Regions from separate parts of the Homo sapiens genome. Here all the other regions are linked to region 3. The links are chromatin contacts, found by Hi-C in ENCODE. All regions are on one chromosome and are shown on one strand. The core of a region is the stretch at or near the end of the contact, and the rest is flanking DNA. Distances in the headings are between cores, read along the strand shown. Region 1 has its middle 35 kb from the start of ADGRL4. Region 2 has its middle 130 kb from the start of LINC02792. Region 3 has its middle 390 kb from the start of LINC02792.

Region 1 (4,243 bases), core at 64-2,563, 670 kb before region 3:
TCTGCCACGCAGAAAAAAATGGGGTTCGCAAAGGGAGTAGCCCCTGGTCCTTTTGTTACTTAGGTGTGAAAAGTGAGAGTTTTCCTTTCAATTCAGTTCTATGAAGTTGGTGTGAAACAGCCTTTGGTTCCCTGCATCTACACCCAAATCTCCTGTCTCAAAATCAGGTTTCCCTTTTGTAATTTTGGCATTTATAATAACTTATTATACACATTTGTCTCTAGAGGTCTTCTTGAACACACATGGCCTTGAAATAACACTTTCTAAACATTAATAGCTATTGATAAGCAAAGAAAATAAAATAAAATAGAATTAATCAAATTTATCTGCTTTTTAAGCATTTAGATTCTGAACTTAGACTTGTATTTATTTCTAAAATGTTTGAATGGAATGAAAAAAATATTTACCAGATACTTAGGCAGTGGAAATTCAGTATTTGCCACAATATCAGTTGAATGATCCAAAAAAAGTTAAATGATTCTTAATTTACTTAAATTAAGAGAGCAACAGTTTTAAAAACATTGAGGGCTAATTACAACTAAATAAATTAAAATATATGCACATCAAAATATACATGTATGGGTACTTTATTTTCAGCAACCAACTGAGAAATTCCTGTTTAGGCAAGATTCTACCCACTCAGAAGTTTGGTTGATAAGCTATCTTCATGAAATACATAATAATAACTCTGTGTGTGTGTGTGTGTGTGTGTGTGTGTGTGTGTGTGTGTGTAGAGAGAGAGAGAGAGAGAGAGAGAAAGGCTGCTGGTTTTGAAAGTGGAATGATGATAGTTCTACTATTTCAAGTATCAATAGTCTTATAAGGTAAAAATAGTGACAGTCTAATCAGATCTAACCAAAAATTTAACCAAAAAAAAAATTTTCAAGCTCTCTTTTTGAAACAACGCTTTACATAATATACTTACATTCATTACTAATCTCACTCAAGAATACAGGTAATGATACTCTAAAGCCAGTGAGCGAAATATGCAAGTAATATCTAAGTCGCGGTTAAGCTTCCTTCTTTCCTTTGACATGAGGTACTCTGAGACTTGTACATTTTTTCACTTATTCACCTTTTAAGTAATACAGTTTAATTTCAACGTATTAAAATCAGTCACAAAAATGCTCTTCCAAAGCATTTACAAAAGCTTCTGCTTACTAGTGTTTTAGTCATAATTTCAATTTGCTAACTTCCTTTGCAATACGTACTTTCGTTTCAATGTTTTCTCTTAAATCACCACCTCTTTCATGATAAATTGTTGTGATAAAAAAAAGTGCTTCCTCTGGTGGGACGATGTAACTATTCATTTCGCTAATGTACTTCACATCTGTCATTTGCAGTCCCTAAATACTTTGTCACAGCACGAAATAGAAACCTTACAGAGTAGGTCTATGAAGTATGTTTTCATTTTAAGTCACTATCTATGATGTAATTTGGAACAGTGGAATGATTAGATCAGTCTTTTCTTTTCTTCTGTCAGTACCAGAGACAAAGCATGTTAACTATAGAAATGTCAACTTTCATATTCCCTGATAAACTGAGCACTATTTCCAGGATTTATTCTAAACTCAGGCTTTGAGGGTGGGGACTGACCCTTATGTGCCTGCTCATACACAGTTAAGTAATTATTTGTGGTTGATAAGGACTACCTATTTTCTATTGACTTGAAGAAATTGTATTTGCAGTAGGTTTAAAAGAAAAAGCTGCCAGAGGAAATTTGGGTGGAACCCTGTCAATTCAGTTAATTTAAGACCCAGAGTTACTATATAAAGGAAGGAAGCAGATACCAACTCTTAAAAAAGACATCTACATTATCCAGAATAGTGCTCAAAAATATTATGCATTCAAATATATTTTAATAAGTGAATGTTGAGTAATGAATGACATAAAATATTTTTTACTAAATACAACTTTACCATAATATTAAAATATATTTGGCAGGAAAAATCCAAAAGGGATCCCTCTGTTAGGAGATTGCATTCTCTTTTATTCTTTCTTTTCTTTTATCAAATGATGCAGCCAAAGAGAGAGATCTGAATAAGACATAACGCAAGTGTAGAAACAAAAGTCCAGGAAATCATCTTAATTATATGTATTTATTTGTACAGTCTTTCTCTGTCACCAAGGCTGGAGTGCAGTGGTGTGGTCATAGCTCACTGCAGCCTCGAACTCCTGGGCTCAAGGGATCTTCCCATCTCAGATGCCCAAGTAGCTAGAACTAGAAGTGCATGCCGCCATGCCCAGACAATTTTGTAATTTTATTTTTTGTAGAGATGGGGTGTTGCTTTGTTGCCTAGGATGGTCTTAAACTCCAAGCAACCCTCTCACTTTGGCCTCCCATAGCACTTGGATTAGGGACGTGAGTCACCATGCCTGGCCATCTTAATTGTTTCCAATAAATCATACATTTAAACTACTTAACCTAGCAAATATTTAAATAAATTAAGAGAAAAATATTTTCTAAATTACTTAAGGCCAATCATAAAGAAATTACAATATATGTGAATGGAAATTAACACAAAGAAGTATTTTTGTTTTCAGCATCTAAATGAGAAATTCCTGTTTAGGTAGAATTGTCAGAAGTTTGACTGAAAAACCATCTTCATAAAAGTACACACGAATAACCTAGTATTGTGTGTGTGTGTGTGCATATATATATATATATATATATATATACATACACACATGAGTGTGTGTGTATGTGTGTGTGTGTAGACAGCTCATTTTGAAAGTGGGATGCTAATACTTCTGCTATTTCCAGCATGAGTCATTTAGAGGTAAAAACAGTGACTCATCAGATTTAACAAAAATTTAGCCAAAAACCTAAACTTTCAAGATCCCTTTTTGAAACAAGATTTTTACATAATATGCTATCATTACTTATTAATGTCACTCAAGAATAAAGATAATGATGTTCTAAAGCCATCTCAATAAGGAAGCCGTAAAATATTGTTCATTGTATCTTTATTTCATCTTTTAAAATCTGCTTTTGTTTATGTTTATGTTGTATTTAAGAGAGATTAATCCTGTATGGGATTATATATAAATATATGTATATTTGGTACTAAAAATGAAATGGATATATCAGTCTAATAATAGAATTCTGGAGGTAACTGATACTGAACTAACTGTAGAAGATTGATAGAGCTTCAGAACTTAAGAGGAGCTTGTGAAGAGATAAAAAGAAGCCTCAAAAACGTCCTGAAATTCATATGGATGGAATGGGCAAACATTACGCTAAGTGAAATAAGCCAAATACAGGAAGTCAAATACCACATATTTTCACTTATATGTGGAACCTAAAACAATAGAAGTCACAGAACCAAAAAGTAGGATGGTAGTTACTAGCAACTGGGCTGTGGGGGAATGGGAGGATTACAGTCAAAGGGTACAAAGCCTCAGTAAGGAGGGATATGTTTTATTTTTTTTTAGGTGAATTGCACAGCTTGGTGAATATAGCTGATAATTGAGTCCTTTATGTTTCAATGTTGCTGAGAGTAAATTTCTAATGTGTTCGTCAACAAATGTTAAATATTTGAAGTTAATTAGCTTAATTTACTCTTTCCATGTTGTATTAAAAAAGCGGAACACCACTTCTATAATTATATGCAACTGTAATTTGTGTATAATAAAAATAAAAATTAGAAAATCTAAGTGCATGTGCTGACCTGGATGTTTCTAAAGAGAGCCTTCAGAGCTGTCATGACATTATAAAAAATAGTGACTCATTTTAGCTTAAAAAGAGGCATATTATTCAATACCTTGCAGATTTATACTGAAAAATATTTAAACATATGAGAAACAAATATTTGGTATCTGTTAAGATATTTGAATAAAATAAATTGGATTTACTGTAAAATAAATAAGGCTTCAGAAAATGATATAGGTTGCAAAAATATATAATTGTGTCAATTGACTGAAATGCATCAAATAGCAGGTGTGACAACTGATAGCTAAAATGATATTTAACAGAAATTCGTATGATAGAATTTCATTTTTTCTTTCCCATTTCGTCATCAAAAATACACGATAGATAGAATAAAATGAAAACAGATGAAATGAATTTCCGCATGGGTTATGCAAAGTTGCATCTCCTCAGTGAAATCTTAGGAAGTCCCGAATTCATTCCTGTGATTATGACTGGAATGTGCAGAATCTGTGAATTACTTCTTCATTCTGCCAACTGACAAACTGCTCCAAGTGATGGAACACAAGGCAAAGGGAGGCAAGTTTGTTGATT
Region 2 (4,647 bases), core at 861-3,360, 520 kb before region 3:
AACTATTTTTATCCCAAAGATCCAGTGTCAGTTTCTGGAAAGCCTGCTATAATGTGGAGGTAGTATAGAGCAATTTGTGTTCATTAAAAAGTATTTTTAAATCTCCTGGTTTATGACAGAACAGATATAGTAATTTCGTGTTTCTAATTGCCTGATATTCTGGGTATCCTGACTCAATAGAGACTGTTGTGTAAAGAAATTGGAAGGATTTTATTTGTAATAAGTAACTAATAGAGTTGGTTAAAACTTTAGCTCCTATGATATTTGTAGATTTTAAGTACAGTACTGCTACAAATGAAATTTCAGTTACCCTAGTTATTTATACAGCACGGTTTCAAACACAACCAAAAGGAATTCATTGAAACCTAACCACTATTAGTATGTTTATGCAGATAATGAAATTTTTGAGATTTTAAATATCTCTTACCTTTGGTAATAGGAGAAATGTGGGAAATAGTTTGTGAACTTATAAATACTTCAGGATGCTGGATTCTGTTTTAGGACCAACTTGAGAGAGATAATTTGTCCTATTTTGGCTAAAATGTAACTTCTGTAGGATAAAATATATCAAGATTCAGGCAGAAAAGAAAAATGGCAAGAAAAGGTTCTTACTTGTTATTTTCATAGTTTCTTAAAGGAAAATAAGCATTTCCTTATATTCTAAGAAGTGCATATTGAACCATCATAGGATAAATCGTTTAGTTGTGTTTTCAAGGGACACTTTCTCACTTTAACTTTCAGTCCCTGCCATGATTGCCTGGTTCCTCTCAAGGAGAGTTGAGAAGTGACTTTACTCAGGCTTTCCTCTGAGACTTAGAAGGTAAATAGTAGTTATCCTCTTTTTGTTCAAAGGACTTTAACTATTACCAAGTCTTGTTCCATGTGGAAAACAGCAGTGAAACATTAAGGACTTTTCAGTAATGTAAATGTTTCTTCACTGACTTTTTATTTGACGCCTTCAACACCAAGTTTTAACTTTGAACATTTAGATCTGCCACAACTGATTGTAAGTTTATAGAAGCTCTGTCTTTATGAAGATTTCACTGTTCTGGGCCACTGAGGAACAATTTGGAGAAATTATTTCTTTCAGTACTGTGAAAAGGACTCAGGAGGACTGGAAGTAGAAAATTACCTCACATGGTTGAACATTGTACATGAAGGGAGTAATTTGCTCATTTCAGTCCCTTCCAGGATCAGCTTAAGTACAAGAGGATATCTCATAGATTTATCCATTAGCATTAGCATACGGCACTGAGGAAAACTGCTAAAGTAAAAGTAGAATTTTGTAATTCAGCCTGGCCAATTAAAACCTACTATTATATTACCTTGCACTTTTACAAAAGCTTGTTTTTAAATATATTAAACTACCCTTTGGGTATTAATTAAAGAAGACACAGCTGGAGGCAGTGGCTCACGCCTGTAATCCCAGCACTTTAGGAGGCCGAGGAGAGTGGATTACCTGAGGTCAGGAGTTTGAGACCAGCCTGACCAACATGGAGAAACCCCATCTCTACTAAATTAAAAAAAAAAAAAATTAGCTGGGCTTGGTGGTGCACGCCTGTAATCCCAGCTACTCGGGAGGCTGAGGCAGGAGAATTGCTTGAACCTGGGAGGCGGAGGTTGCAGTGAGCTGAGATGGTGCCATTGCACTCTAGCCTGGGCAATAAGAGTGAAACTCCACCTCAAAACAAACAAACAAAAGAACACTCATGATTCACTTGAGAGACATCGTTTTTTATGCCAGGGCTATTGTTTTCATGTAAGAAACACCGCGCAAAGAGAACCAAGTTGTCCCAGACACAAGAACATAAACACTGTGCTCAACTGCAGTTTTGCTCTGTGTCTCTGTTGATTGCTCTACCTAAACTGCCTGTATCCTGGTCTTGCTTCCTGACATTGAAAACAAAATTCTACCAGCATGCTGCTGAGTCATAATGAAAGCCTAAGCCATTAAAATCACCAGTCTTTTTTAAAGTCTTAAACGTATTCTTGCTTTACCTTAATTTGTAAGAGTAACTACTATTCAATCAGGTTTCAGAACACGCTGTGAGATTGAACTTGTTTAGGTCAAATTGCATCAAGGAGGGCTTCAGAACAAAGACTTTCTGCCCTTAGCACACCTGGCTTCCCCTTCCTTTGTAGCAGCCCGCAGAGTAAGGCAGGAGTCTACGTTGTTTCCTTAGTGTGACTCTCAGCCCAGCTGCTGAGTAGGAACAAAAGCATTTAAGAAAGATAAAAAGTGACTCTGACATTTTACCCAGATGTTGAGTAACAGCTAAAGACGGTACAAATAAAAATGTTTAATCATAATTTTAAAGGGACAATATAAATATAACAGCATTTGACTTTTGGCAAAGGAAAAAAAAAAGATTTTGACCTTTGTAATGGGCAATTCTTAACTTATCAAAAAAAGCAATACCTCTGCATTGTGTTATGGGTTGGCTCTGGTCCAAAATGACTTCCTTCCAGCCAGTCTTTATAAAAATACAAGAGTAAAATGTTTATAATGAACTATTTTAAATACAAGAATGTGTCAAGTAACTCTAATTAAACAGTTTTACATTGTTCATTAAGAGCCTCATCAAATATTTGGTTTTCTTCAGAAAATCTATCATATTATTTGTCCAAAATGAAGAATATTTAAATGATTCAATATATATTTTGACTTCTAAGATAGCTTACCATGCCAAGGCTTTTTAATGAAATGACTAAAATATTTTTTAATATTCTAAAGTCAAATAAACAAAATAAAACCTTTCACGGATTCTCAATTAACCCATCCACCATTCTTTAAACCTACAATTAATGACTTCTCTGACCTTCTTAATACTCTGTTCTCCTCCCATAACCTCATTAATAAATAATAGAAGTGACATTTTAGTGTTTTACATTAACGTACTAGAAGATACGGTCTTGTCAAAACACACATTAAAAAATAATTTTTTGCATCCTTAGAATTGGTTGAAATGTGTAGATAACCATTTTTTAATGATGTACCACTCTATATGTTCAATAAATTGTGAACAGAACCCTTTCCTAACTAATCCTCAGTTTCTGGGCATAGGTTTTCACAATAATTTTTTTTCAAAAAATAAATTCAAGACTTGGAAAAAATGAAATATGGGCCAGGCGCGGTGGCTCATGCCTGTAATTCTAGCACTTTGGGAGGCTGAGGCAGGCAGATCACCTGATGTCAGGAGTTCGAGACCAGCCTGACCAACATGGTGAAACCCCGTCTCTACTAAAAATACAAATTTAGCCGGGCGTGGTGGCACATGCCTGTAATCCCAGCTACTCAGGAGGCTGAGGCAGGAGAATCACTTGAACCTGGCAGGCAGCGGTTGCAATGAGCAGAGATTGCGCCATTGCACTCCAGTCAGGGAAACAAGCGAGAAACTCCATCTCAAAAAAAAAAAAAAAGAAAAATGAAATATGATGCATCACTTGTTCTCCCTGAATAAACACTACCCAGAGTTAATATTATTAAAAAAGCACTTTTGAAGTAATAATAACACGTAACTCTAAATCTCAGAAAGCCTAATTTTTCAAGCTCTGGCCATGGAGGATGAAACACTAATCTAGTTAAACCAACTTCATTAAACTGCTAAAAGATAGCTAGTACGAACAATTCTATAAAAACAACATTAATGATGAGATGCTGCCCTTGACTCTGAATTAGTGATTTTTAGTAAAAGAAAATGGAATTTTATTCAAGGCCTTATTTTTTACTGTGTGCCCTAATTAGAAATGGAACCAAAAGTAGGCTGTTAGACAGAAATCACTGGACATGAAATATGATTATTCATGGACTTGACATGGAATGCTCATTTGCCCAAAAGCACCATTGCCCCACATTCCTTCACATCCCTGTTTCCTTTCGCCTCTGCCTACTCCTCTGCATCCAGGTGAATCATTGCACAGTGGTGGGATTCTTATGTGCATCACAAAATACAAAAAAAAGAAGGAAGAAGAATATTACAATCACTATTAAAAGAGAAGTGTTCCTTTTATGTACTTCACAATGAACTTTGATTCAGGATAGTGTTTTATTTGTCACATTGAATATGATTTATTCTAAACCTTTTAATGGAGAAATCTTGCTCATTGTGACAATCATAGCCTTCTTATGTCTTTTCCATGGACTGCCCTTCTCCTTCCTCCATCTCTCCACAACAGGTGCTTCTTAAAGAATGGACGGGGTCAATGATTGTCAACATAGAACAAGAGATACAAAGGCATTTCTAGCAAAATACGGGGAACAAGACCTTCATTATTGAAAAGGCAGATTTTCCTTGGAATTTACAGCATACAAAACTGGAGAAAGTGATTGTCTGTAGGAGGGTGGTGTTTGGAGCAGAGATGTGATGCTGGGATTGGCGGTTCATGGACCCTCAACCCCAGATGGCCCTGATTTACCTAGAGCCAAAGCAGTATGCTGCTGAGAGAGAGCCTGTTCATTTTCCACTTGAATGAAATCTGAAAGCCCAGAAATCTCACAAGAAACTTGGGTCTCACAAGGTTTTAAACCAAATTTTGCAGATTCAGGAATGAAGTCAATCGAACTTGATAAAACTGTGTGCTTTGGGTTTTTCCCCCAACGTCTTCAAATGAAGCTTCTGTGCTTTTATATCAAGAACAGGGAGAGAA
Region 3 (4,541 bases), core at 1,209-3,708:
ATTTACTTTTCTTATTGCACTAATTTAAACTTAAGTATGATGTTGAATGTCAGCAGTGGTAACGAGCATTCTTGTCATACTCTTGAGTTTAATGGGAAACTTCTTAATTTTAGCGTAAAGTACCTAGTAAATTTTGATAGATTTTCTTTATCATGTTGTAGGCCATCCAAAACCACAAACTATTAATAGTCCTAGTGAAGAAAGCTGATGATTCTCAGTCACAAACAAAGAGCCTATTTTCTGAGCCTCTTCAATAAAAAGAGGTAGTGAGCTTCTGTGACAAATAAGGAAGCTGTGGACATTTAGGTTGCATCCACCTGTGTTGTGTATTTTTAATTTCCTGTGGACTCTTTACATTGTTTGTTGGTTAAAGTGGGAATAAAACAAAATGAAAGTAACCATAGAAGAGATCAAGTTCTCATTCTGTCCAGCACTATTTCTAGATGAACATTAGGATCTGGCCTAGCTCACAGGTTAAAAATGATACTTTCTGTTTCTAGTTTGCCAAGCATCTGCTTTAAATTATTACTAAATTTTCAACAATATTATATCTGCATCTTTTCTGATATTTTTATTTTAATAAACAAATGAATACTTTTTGCATTACTAAGTTAGTTGTGAATTTACAGCTGATGGGGGGAAATGCCTATATTTCTATATCTATTATTTAATTTTTATAGCTAAAAATAGGCTGAAGAGCCATCTGAATTTTTGAAAAGAATGAGAATACAGATGCTCCCCAATTCGTCATGACTTGACTTAGGATATTTTTACTTTATGATTGTGCAAAAGCAACATGCACATCAATAAATTACCTGAAGTATTCAATACTTCATTGTAAAATAGACTTTGCATTGAATGATTTTCATCAACTGTAGACTAATGTGAGTGTTTTGAGCACATTTATGGCAGGCTAGGCTAGGCAAAGATGTTCAGAAGGTTGGGAGTACTGAATGCATTTTTTACTTCAAATATTTTCAACTTACAATGGATTTATTGGGAAGTAACTCCGTCAGGAGTCAAGGAGCATCTGTACATGATTTGCAAGAAACTGAAGATAACATAATTTACTTTTTTACTTCCCACATGATTTCCTTTGTAGCAGCTCCAGTTTTCAATCATTTAGCCCCAGTTAGAAGTTCTCCACTCACAAAATGGTTGTTATCATTTAAATAAGCACATGGGAATTGTAGACACCTATAATGATTAAATTCTTTCTCATATTAGGATGAACTATGCTTTGCTTACGTTCAATTAACTCAATATTCTGAAGTTATTCAAGATAAGCCTAATCTCTCAACTAAATGCTAGTTTATCAGGTTTCAGAGACAGCTATCAAAAATAGCTATCAAAGGCTCTTAAATTGTGTCTTTTCCAGTCTAAACACATAAGTTTACCATATATCACTGTTTCCAGACATAACTACCCTAGTCACCCTCCTAGACACTCTAATATTGTGATGCCAGAATGAAATTCAGTGGTGTCTGTGCACTTGGACCAGAAATAATAGCACATTATTATGTCAGTCTTTTCCTTGGATAGTAAAACTACGGTGCATTATTTATTTTGGTAGTCATGTAATACTGTTGATTCTTATATCACATAGCATTTACAAATTGCTTTTGTCGAGGTCACCAATAATTTTCATGTTTTTAAAACCAGTGGTACTAATTAACATTTTCTTGTTTGGCCTCTGTTATTGGTTGAACTGTATCCCCTAGAAGAAAGGTTGAAATCCTAGCCTGTGAATGTGATCTTATTTGAAAATAGTCTTTGAAAATGTAATCAAGTTAAGATAAAGTCATACTTGATTAGAGTGGGACCTAATCTGATATCATTGGTGTTCTTATAAGAAGTGGAGACGTGACCCAGATATACACATAAAGAGAACATCATTTGATGCTGAAGGCAGAGATTGTAGTGATGCATCTAAGACTTAAGGAACATCAAGGATTATAGTGTTCACCAGAAGCTAAGAAAAAGGCATGGAAAAGATTTTCCCCTAGAGCCTTTAACATGATCATGACCCTGCCAACACCTTATTTTGGACTCGTGGCTTCCAAACCTGTAAGAGAATAAGTTTCTGTTGTTTTAAGACACATCATTTGTGGTAATTTGCTATGACAGCCATAGCAAACTACTATAGATTTTTTGTACTGGAAAATGGTGGGGTGCCACTGTAATAAATACCTAAAAAGGTGGAAGAGACTTTAGGATCAGGCGGTAAGTAGAAGCTGGAAGAATCTTGAGGTAAGCAGAAAAAGCCTAGATTGCCTTGAAGAGATTATTGATACAAATATAAATGCTAAAGTTACTTCTTGTGAAGTCTTAGATAAAAATGAGAAACATGATTTTGGAAACTCCTTTAGAAAGGTGCCTTATTATAAAGTGGCACAAAACTTGACTTAATTGTTTTCTTCTGCTGGGTGAAAAAGTGGAACTTGTAGGTGACGTACTTGCATATTTAACTTAGGGGATTTCCAAGTACAGTGTGGATGTTGCAGCGTGGTTTCTCCTTTCTGCTTATAGTAAAATATTAAAAGAAAGAAAGAAAAAGGAAGCTATGAGGCAAATAAGAACTAGAACTTGAACATTTGAAAAATTCTCAGTATACCCATATTGCAAGAAATGATGAAGCACGCTCTGGAAAGAACACTAAGGGTGTCATGGGACTAACTTTTGCTGGAGAGATTAGACTTGTGACTCATGAGTTCACTCAACCATCTCAGTAGAACCTCTGCCCTCTTGGACTGAAAGGGACAGAGATTTGACAAAATGTAAGAAGGCAGTCAGACTTCTGGAATTCCTGGGTAGGAAATGGGCTGAAAGGGCTACTTGACAATGAATACATATCATTTTTCAAGAAAAGCAAAGCATGATTTTGAGAGTAGCTCAGAGGCCAGCAGGGCTGTGGAAGATCTGCCTACACACTGATTTTGGATTTCTAGCCTTCAGAACTCTGAGATAATACATTTCTGATTTTATACAACCTAGTCTGTGATAACTTGTTATGGCAGCACTAGGAAACAATGAAACCTCTCAGCGTCTTTTGATAGTGCTTAATATCATCTCAAAAATCCCTTTTACCATGACTTCTATTACACCAAGGCTTTGAGCTTGTTACTATTACTACCTGTTTTTAATGCATTTTCCATGTTGCAACCAGAGTGTTCCTTTAATTGCTTATGTAACAGTTTATTTCCAGTGATTCTGGTTACATGGAACTCCTGCATGGCTATCTGGTTTGTTTTTGTTTGTTTGTTTGTTTGTTTGTTTGTTTTGAGACAGAGTCTCACTCTGTCACCCAGGCGGGAGTGTGGTGGCACAATCTCAGCTCACTGCAACCTCTGCCTCCTGGGTTCAAGCAATTCTCCTGCATCTGCCACTTGAGTATCCGGGATTAAAGCCCTGTACCACCACACCTGGTTAATTTTTTGGTAGAGACAGTTTCACCATTATGGCAAGGCTAGTCTTGAACTCCTGACCTCAGATGATCCACCCGCCTCGGCCTCCCAAAATGCTGGGATTACAGGTGTGAGCCACCTCGCCCGGCCACATGGCTATCTTTACAGCAATGATTCAGAGACCAGGTTCCTGGCATCCTGTTGCTCCACCATTATATAGAACCACATAGAAAGATGTATTATTGATGGAGAGGGAATAATAAGTGAGAATGGGGGATCACGTATTGGAGATTTTAATGGATGGGACTGACCTAGAAGCAATGCACATCTATCTCTTCACATTTCATTGATTAGAATTCAGTGGCATTACCACACCTAGATAAAAAAGAAAAAAAAAAAGCCCAGAAAATACAATCTAATTATGTGGGCTGAAGGAAGAAGATAAAGATTGTGTGACACTTACAGGTGCCTTCACTACAGTCCATTTTACTCTTCATTAAAGATTCACTTAACTCATTTTACTCATTCACAGCCACTTAAAGCCCTTAATGACTCCCAAGCAATACAAAGTGTTTCCAGTCACAGTATCTAACTCAAAGTTCAGATGACCAGTTACCCAGAAGATGAACTATCCTCTCTATCAGATTCAGTTATGGCTCTTCCAGTTACGGGAACCTATGCATAAAAAAGACAAGTTATCCACATTCCCAATATACATATTCATTATTATATACTGAAGCTGGGACACAGTAACTCCAGTAATTACTTCCATGTAAAATGGGAAGCATAGGAGATATCCTGATGGCTAGAACTTATTAAGATCTTTTACCCTAAGTGTGGGTAAATATTTTGATTAGAAAATGATCCCCATGTTGTCTGGGAATAAACTTTTCCCTTGTCTTCTGGGTACTGGATTTATTTTATTTATTTTTTATTTATTTTTATTTTTTAAATTGAGACAGAGCCTTGCTCTGTGGCCTAGGCTGGAGTGCAGTAGCACGATCTCAACTCACTGTAACCTCGCCTCCTGGGTTCAAATGATCCTCTTGCCTCAGCTTCCCAAATAGCTGAGATAACAGGCACACACCACCATATCCAGCTAATTTTTGTGTTTTTAGTAGAGAGAGAGTTTCACCA

Evidence for each region. Hi-C counts contacts between places; a loop is a spot of excess contacts on that map. Pooled maps may share reads with other maps.
Region 1: a map with no recorded cell type shows a loop between it and region 3 (12-fold over the local background). The contact joins two enhancer-like sites. A Hi-C loop is called at or near these places in 2 of 37 single-sample maps with no recorded cell type and 2 of 50 pooled maps.
Region 2: a loop to region 3 is called in a map with no recorded cell type, with 5 times the contacts of the local background. The contact joins two enhancer-like sites. A Hi-C loop is called at or near these places in 3 of 37 single-sample maps with no recorded cell type and 2 of 50 pooled maps.

Annotation. Positions count from the first base shown.
Region 1 is chr1:79,039,523-79,043,765 of GRCh38, forward strand. No RefSeq gene overlaps it. Among named protein-coding and RNA genes, the nearest start is that of ADGRL4, 35 kb to the left of the region's middle. Within about 2 kb of position 1,314, at least 2 of the 41 ENCODE cell types and tissues checked have a DNase peak (open chromatin) inside an H3K27ac peak, as active enhancers do.
Region 2 is chr1:79,191,446-79,196,092 of GRCh38, forward strand. No RefSeq gene overlaps it. Among named protein-coding and RNA genes, the nearest start is that of LINC02792, 130 kb to the right of the region's middle. Within about 2 kb of position 2,111, at least 7 of the 41 ENCODE cell types and tissues checked have a DNase peak (open chromatin) inside an H3K27ac peak, as active enhancers do.
Region 3 is chr1:79,708,578-79,713,118 of GRCh38, forward strand. No RefSeq gene overlaps it. Among named protein-coding and RNA genes, the nearest start is that of LINC02792, 390 kb to the left of the region's middle. Within about 2 kb of position 2,459, at least 2 of the 41 ENCODE cell types and tissues checked have a DNase peak (open chromatin) inside an H3K27ac peak, as active enhancers do.